Regions from separate parts of the Homo sapiens genome. Here regions 2 and 3 are each linked to region 1. A link is an interaction called in ENCODE POLR2A ChIA-PET data of the cell type or tissue named here. Cell type or tissue: OCI-LY7. All regions are shown on one strand.

Region 1 (2,500 bases):
TCCCGCCACTGCACTCCAGCCTGGGCGACAGAGCGAGACTCCGTCTCAAAAAAAAAAAAAAAAAAAAACACTCCTCCAAATAACTGCCACTGGTGCAGAGGGCCAGGCCACTAAAAGACAAACTGCCTCAATGAGATTAATGGGGAAAAACCTCACACAGCTTGCCTGCTTGGCTACATGCTTGGCCACTGGAAATGGAACTGCCCTGAAAGCCAAAGGGCCCCCACGAAAGAATCCCAACCCTCAATGGCTTTCAGCTGAATGGGCTCTCATCTTTGAAAACAGCTCACCTTGGCCGGGCGCGGTGGCTCACGCCTGTAATCCCAGCACTTTGGGAGGCCGAGGCGGGTGGATCATGAGGTCAGGAGATCGAGACCATCCTGGCTAACAAGGTGAAACCCCGTCTCTACTAAAAATACAAAAAATTAGCCGGGCGCGGTGGCGGGCGCCTGTAGTCCCAGCTACTCGGGAGGCTGAGGCAGGAGAATGGCGTGAACCCGGGAAGCGGAGCTTGCAGTGAGCCGAGATTGCGCCACTGCAGTCTGCAGTCCGGCCTGCTGGGCGACAGAGCGAGACTCCGTCTCAAAAAAAAAAAAAAAAAAAAAAAAAGAAAACAGCTCACCTTAACTCGTGACTTGCGGAGGTGGGAAGAATTCATCCCACACTTTGCAGTCTAGGGTGCTAAGGCTCTCTCTGATGGAAGAAAAACAAGGGTGGGAGGGGTGCTAGCCCTGAACTACAATGTGCAGTGGCTGGAAGGCTCACAAGCCATCCTATAAAGCTTAACCTTCTCCTCTCCACTCCTCTCTTTTCTTTTTTTCTTTTTTTCCTGTTCAATCCAGGGGTCCAGCATTAAAAAGGAGAAGGCAGATTCTGACATCCTAACCCCTGATTTTGTTGTTCTCTTTAAAACTCTAGCTGGTTACCTATTACAGCCTCTTTTTGTGCACATTTCAAACTGATTGGCAAACTATAACAGGAAAACTCAAAGCTCAAATGGTTAACCTGCACTATAGAGTTAAGTCTTTGAAAGTTTTCTGCCTCTGTTTTTCTACCTGCTTTAAATCTGCTGTTACTAAGCTGCTGGTGCTGAGATAAGACTCATTGTTTATAATCAAACTAAAATGTAAACATTGAAACCTCATTTAAAGTTAAAAAAAGGTAAAGCAGAATTTTTAGTAAGGAAGGTTATAAAAAATTTATAGAAAAACAATCTTCTATAGTAAACTCTAAAATAAAATGACTGGTTGTTTTTTTAAAAAAGTGGTGATTAGAAGAAGTCAGAAAGTCCAAGCATGTCATAAATGGTCTGTGTAAGTCATAAACGATTCATAAAAGGGAATTTATGAAAGAAATTTTGTATTTAATTAAGTTGGTTATAAGTTTTTAAAATTGTAAATGTTTCTTTAAAACAACAACAATAAAAAACCTTCTCAGAATCGTATCTCAAAAGTTCAACTTGCTGTGTCCCACAGCTTCAGCTTTCTTTCCCTGGAAAAGGCCTAAGATAGTAACTTCTTCAGTCTTTGTCAGCTCCTGTTCTGTTATTATAGCCTAATGCTAAAATGTTTCATCTTGAAGGTCAAAATTAAACAGTAGTCTTCTCTGACATAAACTTAATAGTTTAATTTCCAGATTATCTAAACGGGCTTCCAATAAGAAAAAACAATCACACTACAAAAGGTTTTTCTTTGCCTTTTTTGTAACTGGCTTTAAAAAAACACAAAATTTTTCTTCTAGGGTTTTTATGGTTTTAGGTCTAACAGTTAAGTCTTTAATCCATCTTGAATTAATTTTTGTATAAGGTGTAAGGAAGGGATCCAGTTTCAGCTTTCTACATATGGCTGGCCAGTTTTCCCAGCACCGTTTATTAAATAGGGAATCCTTTCCCCATTTCTTGTTTTTGTGAGGTTTGTCAAAGATCAGATGGTTGGAGATGTGTGGTATTATTTCTGAGGGCTCTGTTCTGTTCTGTTCGTCTATATCTCTGTTTTGGTTACTGTAGCCTTGTAGTATAATTTGAAGTCAGGTAGCGTGATGCCTCCAGCTTTGTTCTTTTGGTTTAGGATTGTCTTGGAAATGCAGGCTCTTTTTTGGTTCCATTGGAAGCCCATTTAGCCTGGATGATAGAACAAGACTCCATCAAAAAAAAAAAATCTGTAGTAAAACAGACCAGCAGCAGACCACCAAACAGTGACCATGCTTTTTTTGTGTGCAAGTTTGGCTTTGGAAAGTACTTTGGAACTTCTTCTTGGTCCAGGCACTGAGCTGGTCATCACTTGTTGTCATATAAAATCCACTTTTCATCACACGTCACAATCCAATCGAGAAATGGTTCATGTTGTTGCATAGAATAAGAGAGGATGACACTTCAAAATGAAGTTTTTTGGATTTTTGGTCAGCTCATGAGGCACCCACTTATCTAGCTTTTTCAACTTTCCAATTTGCTTCAAATGCAAAATGACTGTAGAAATGTCAAGGTGAGTTCTTTGGCAACTTC
Region 2 (2,500 bases), 970 kb before region 1:
TTTATTTTGACATGGAGCAGGATGTCGAGGGAGTTTTCTTAGAACTGATTCTATTTCAGGGGCAAACATTCACTCTCAGTGAGCTTAGGGTGGGGAGCAGGAGAAATGGGGGCGGAGAGGAAAATTAGTTTTCCTCACCCACCTCAAAATGAGAAAAGAGGCTGAGTTTGCTAAGAAATAACCTAGGGGTTCTGGTCGCCCCTGAGGGGCTTCTGATAAATGATTCAGAGGATACCCTTTCCCTCACCCACTCCTGTAATCACACACCCCACATGGACATGAGCAATCCTTTCCAGCACACACCGCCCTCTACAACTTCTTAGGTGGGCACTTCCCTTGTAGCTCTGGTCCATGAGTGACCTGAATTTTTCTGCCTTTTGTCTCCATTCCTAATGTAGAATTTTGGGATTCCAGGTACACTACTCACATCCTCACCTTTTCCCTCCTTCCACATAATTCCTGAAAGTCCCTCAAAGGAGATGCATCGCAAGTTCTCACACGCAAGTCCTTGGCCAGTCCCCGGAACTAGGTTTTCCTTTCTTCGACATTGACTCATCCTTCTTCCTGCTGAGACTGATACAGCCCGCAAAGCTACATCAAAGCACTTCAGCACTATCTGTGGTGACACCACTGAGCCATCATCTTCTCTAATGTTCTTTGAAAGGGCACCGGCCATCAAGACCCAAAAAGATGCTGCGTTTTCTTTGAAGTTCTTTAAAGCATCCAAACCTCAATGTGTCACATCCCTAAATGGTGGCTACACCTCTTTTGACATTTCAACACCAAAGCAACTCTATTTGTGCCTTGGTGTCTCTCAGAAATTTTTAGTGCAAAGAATGCTTTCATTTTGCATGGCCTCTCTTTCATGAGCTGTGCTGGGACAGAAAGCTGTGCTGTCTCATTCTGCTCTCTCTCCTCCCATTATTCCTTCTTTTTGACCCAAGGCTGATGCCCCCACTTTGAAATTTTCAACAAAAGGGAGTATTTTAGTCCCTCTCTTAGTTTCTAGAGAAATAAGCGACTGCTGGCTGGGCCCCAGGTGTATAAGCTCTTTTGGCTTCCAGGTTCAAGCACACGGAATTTGAATCTCACTTCCTCACACACTGAGCTGCTTCCCCTTTCCACTTCTCCTGTGAAACCCTAAGTCCTCTCAATCACATTTCAGGGCCTGATGTGGCTTTTTGAGAGGCTTTCTCCAGCATCTGCATCTCAATCCCCATTCAATGATGAGAAGAGCACTCACCAAGCCCCATCACTGTAACATACCACACAGTTTGGGTATAAGCAACAAATGCTCAGTCATGGATGACAGCAAAGTTGTAGGAATAAGGATTTTTTCAGCAGATGAATAAAATAATGAAAAATACCAATAATCTAAATGACCCCAAATAAGTAACTGGTTGAATAAATAGTGCTGTATCCACACAATGAAAAATTCAGCAATAGTTGAAATTAGTAGTGTGGAAGTAATCTCAAAGAGCCCAAGATGGCCCATATTAGAATCGCTCAGAAGCCTGTAAAAAATACAGATTTCTGGATGTGGATCCCAATGACGGAGTCAGAAGCACTGGGAGTAGACTTGGAATCTTTATTTTAATAGGTAACTCCAGTGATAATGCAAATCAAAGTTTAAAAATTTACAACCATGGCAGCATAGTTAATTATGAGGTAAAATGATCATGATATATTGTTAGATGAAAATAGTATGTTATGAAAAAAGAATGTATAATATAATCTCATTTTTAAAAAGTAGTGTGACTAGAGAGATGATATATAGGTATATAGGTAAAGACTGAAAAAATAATGCCAAAATACTAACCATGGTTAGTGGTGTGTTTATAGAAGATTTTTATTTTACTCTTTTTACTTTTTTACGTGTTGAGTCCAATTTGTAAATTTCCAAAATAAACATTTAGTTTATGTGTGTTTAAAGAAAACAATAAAAGTTGTTTTGTTTTGCTTTTTAAAAAAGGATAAGAGGTAAATGACATGGGACTTTTAAATTTACTTATACTCTAGATTTTAAAAAATAAAAAAGGCAGCTTGCAAAAATTTTGTACCACATAATAAATAAAAATTTTAAATGAAGAGTTAAAAATAAAGGGGAAGTAAGGGTGCTAATATAAATGAAGCCAGGATTAAGGTTGGTATCCAAGAATGCATTGCCTCAAACTTCAGTTATGTTTCTAAAATGAGCTATAAATTTGCCTCTTCCTAATGTCACAAGACTAGACATGAGCAGATAGGGAGAGGGAGGTTCAATATCATTAGACATTAGGGAAACAGGAATCAGAACCACAATGAGATACCATTTCATACCTACTAGGATAGCTAAAATAAAAATTAATGTTTTAAAGGAAAGCAAGTGTTGGCAAGAATGTGGAGAAATTAGAATCCTTGTACGTTGCTGCAGGAATATAAAAGGTAGAATGTAAATGTAAAATGATGAAGAGTTTGACAGTTGCTCAACATTAGCAGCACTATACACAATAGCTAAAAA
Region 3 (2,500 bases), 78 kb before region 1:
AAGGTTAGCAATTTTGGTTACTGTCTCTTCTCAGTCAAAAGAAGGAGGGCTAATCAAACCTCACAGACCAGCCAGGGTAGATTTGATGGCAATTTTGACCCTTCTGGAAGTTTCTAGATTCATCTAAGGGGAACTTGGTAGCTAGGTAGTTTGGTCTTGGAGCTGGGAGATTTTCCTCTGACAATGGATTAGGGGAAGAGCAACTGAAGCAGATTACCCACAAAGTTTCTCAGGCCTCTAAAGGCATAAATCATTGAAGGGTTGGGATGAGGGGATGAAAATGAAGCTCCAGATTCCCCCTTTTCCCCCAGTTGGCTTGTCCCCAGACCTGAGAACTATCCCTTCGTGTACTCTGCCTGAGCAGTTGCTTCTAGTGCTTCCATATCCTGATGTGGTTGAGGTAGAGCCTGAGATTCAGAGCATGGGATAAAAATAAGAGATCCTCTGTAGCAATACAAAAAAAAAAAAACACAAAAGTACAAAATATCAAAAATATGAATTTTAAAAAAAGAAGCTAATTTTTTTGAAGTGAAATGCTCGCTGGCCAGATTTGTTAGGCTAGAAACAACATTTACACATTTTTTTCTTGCACTCTATTTTCTGTAAGCTCCTACATCCACAGAGAAAATACAAACTCTCAATACCCACAGCACCAATTAGATTTTTTTTTGTTTCTGACATTTACAATAAAGATATCTGTGCTTGAGTTAGTTTTGTGAAGATGTTTGTATAACATAAGTTCTAAACTGGTGGCTATTGTGAAAATTAATGAATATTCAAAATTGTGTGAGTTGATATAAATGATTCAGCAGTAAAGCTTACCGAGTTTCTTTCTATAGAGACATTATCTAAAAAGCTATAAAAAGCTCAGTGCAAAGGCTTGCTGTTTAAGATGAATGATTTCACTCTTCCTACTGCAGTATGGCTGTTATTCTTTTTATTTTCAAATAAAGTGATATCTGACAGTTTATTCCTCCAAAATCTAAACATAAGGTAAGATTGTTTGTCAATTATACCTTCACAGTGGAAAATTAAGCAGCCTGGTTAGTGTCACCAGCTTTCCCATCACACTTCCGTTAGGTTCCCCGTGGCAGGCTCTGCATCCAGACTACCCAATAGCCAAAGCTCCTTAGAGAAAATAAGCCCATCGCCAAAGAGCAAAACATAATTCGTCCAAGGAAATAATAGTAATCCCATTAATCTTTACTAATGATTTGCGTAGGGGCAACCCTATGGCCAGTGAGACATGGGGGAAATATTCTGGGAGGCTCTCTGATTAATTTTGGTGTTGAAGATATCATGTAATTAACATTTATTGGACTTGGAGAATATTAAAAGGATTAAAACATGTTTTCTACTCCAGGGATACTCAGTGGAATAGAGAAATATAAACACACTTACAATATAATTTAATGATTATCATGTATAAAGCACTAAGGAAGAATGAAAAGAAAAAAGCAAACTGTTCAAGCATGAAAGGGCTTCTCAGAAGAGATGCTTATGGTAGGCACATGGGACATGTATCTAAGAAATCTTTGTCTATCCCAAGATCAGAGATTTTTTTCTTACATTTTTTCCCCTAGAATTATATAGTATTAGGTTCTACATTTAGGCCTATGATCCATTTTGAGTTGATATTTGTACATAGTATAAAGTGTGGATTGAAGTTTTTCTTTTCTTTTTTTTACATATACTTAGCCAGTTGTTCCCAACATTTACTGAAAAGGCAATTCTTTCTTCTCTCTGTTGCCTTTACACCTTTGGCAAAATCAGAAAATCAGTTTATATTTATATATCACATGATTTATATATATACATGTATATATAAATATATATGTGTGTATATACATATGTGTATATATGTGTGTGTGTGTATATATATATATATGTCAGTCTCTTTCTAGACTCTACTATGTTCCATTAATCTATTTGTCTGTCTTTACACCAACACAACACTGTATTAATTACTGTAGCTTTATGTATGTCTTGGAATCAGGTAGTGTTAGTCTGCCAATTTTGTTCTTCATTTATAAAGTTGTTTTGGATATTCTAGTCATTTGCATTTCCATATGGATTTTAGAATCAGCTTTTCAATTTCCACCAAAAAAGGCAGTTGGGTTCTTTATTGGACTACATTGACTCTATAGGCCAATTTGGGGAGAAATGATATTTTAAGGATATTGAGCCTTCCAATTCATAAACGTGATACTTTTCATTTATTTACGTCTTATTTAGTTTATCTCAGTAATGTTTTGGAGTTTTCAGTGTATGAGTCTTGTACATATTTGTCAGATTTATTCCCAAATACTTAATACTTTTATGCTATTTTAAGTGGTTTTTAGAAATTTTTAACTTTTGATTGTTCATTGCTAGTGTATGGAAATGCAATTGATTTTTGTATATTGATGTTGTATCAATATGCAACCTTAGAAACCTTGTATCAGTATGCAACCTTAGTAAACTCACTTAACACTTCTAGTAGCTAGAGTAGATTTCATTG

The links. Peaks named below come from ENCODE experiments on the same cell type or tissue, not always from the same donor. Only the 100,000 strongest peaks of a DNase experiment are listed, where the experiment ranks them.
Region 2: POLR2A ChIA-PET joins it to region 1 with 5 read pairs; 1 of 35 experiments calls an interaction of 5 or more read pairs at or near these places.
Region 3: POLR2A ChIA-PET joins it to region 1 with 5 read pairs; 3 of 35 experiments call an interaction of 5 or more read pairs at or near these places.

The regions. Positions count from the first base shown.
Region 1 is chr14:23,703,930-23,706,429 of GRCh38, reverse strand. LOC105370410 (a long non-coding RNA gene) reads right to left here. Exons shown (of 4, transcript XR_943617.3): 4 at 2,033-2,500. The region is part of intron 2 of LOC105370409 (a long non-coding RNA gene); the gene reads left to right. Among named protein-coding and RNA genes, the nearest start is that of DHRS2, 69 kb to the right of the region's middle. In OCI-LY7, no CTCF peak of the experiment used is centred here; a DNase peak (open chromatin) is centred at 1,299.
Region 2 is chr14:24,671,832-24,674,331 of GRCh38, reverse strand. No RefSeq gene overlaps it. Among named protein-coding and RNA genes, the nearest start is that of GZMB, 39 kb to the right of the region's middle. RefSeq lists enhancers at 862-911, 1-1,002, 1,242-1,291. In OCI-LY7, no CTCF peak of the experiment used is centred here; DNase peaks (open chromatin) are centred at 631 and 1,111; H3K4me3 peaks cover 1,179 bases; H3K27ac peaks cover 1,228 bases.
Region 3 is chr14:23,781,997-23,784,496 of GRCh38, reverse strand. No RefSeq gene overlaps it. Among named protein-coding and RNA genes, the nearest start is that of LINC00596, 120 kb to the left of the region's middle. In OCI-LY7, no CTCF peak of the experiment used is centred here; no DNase peak of the experiment used is centred here.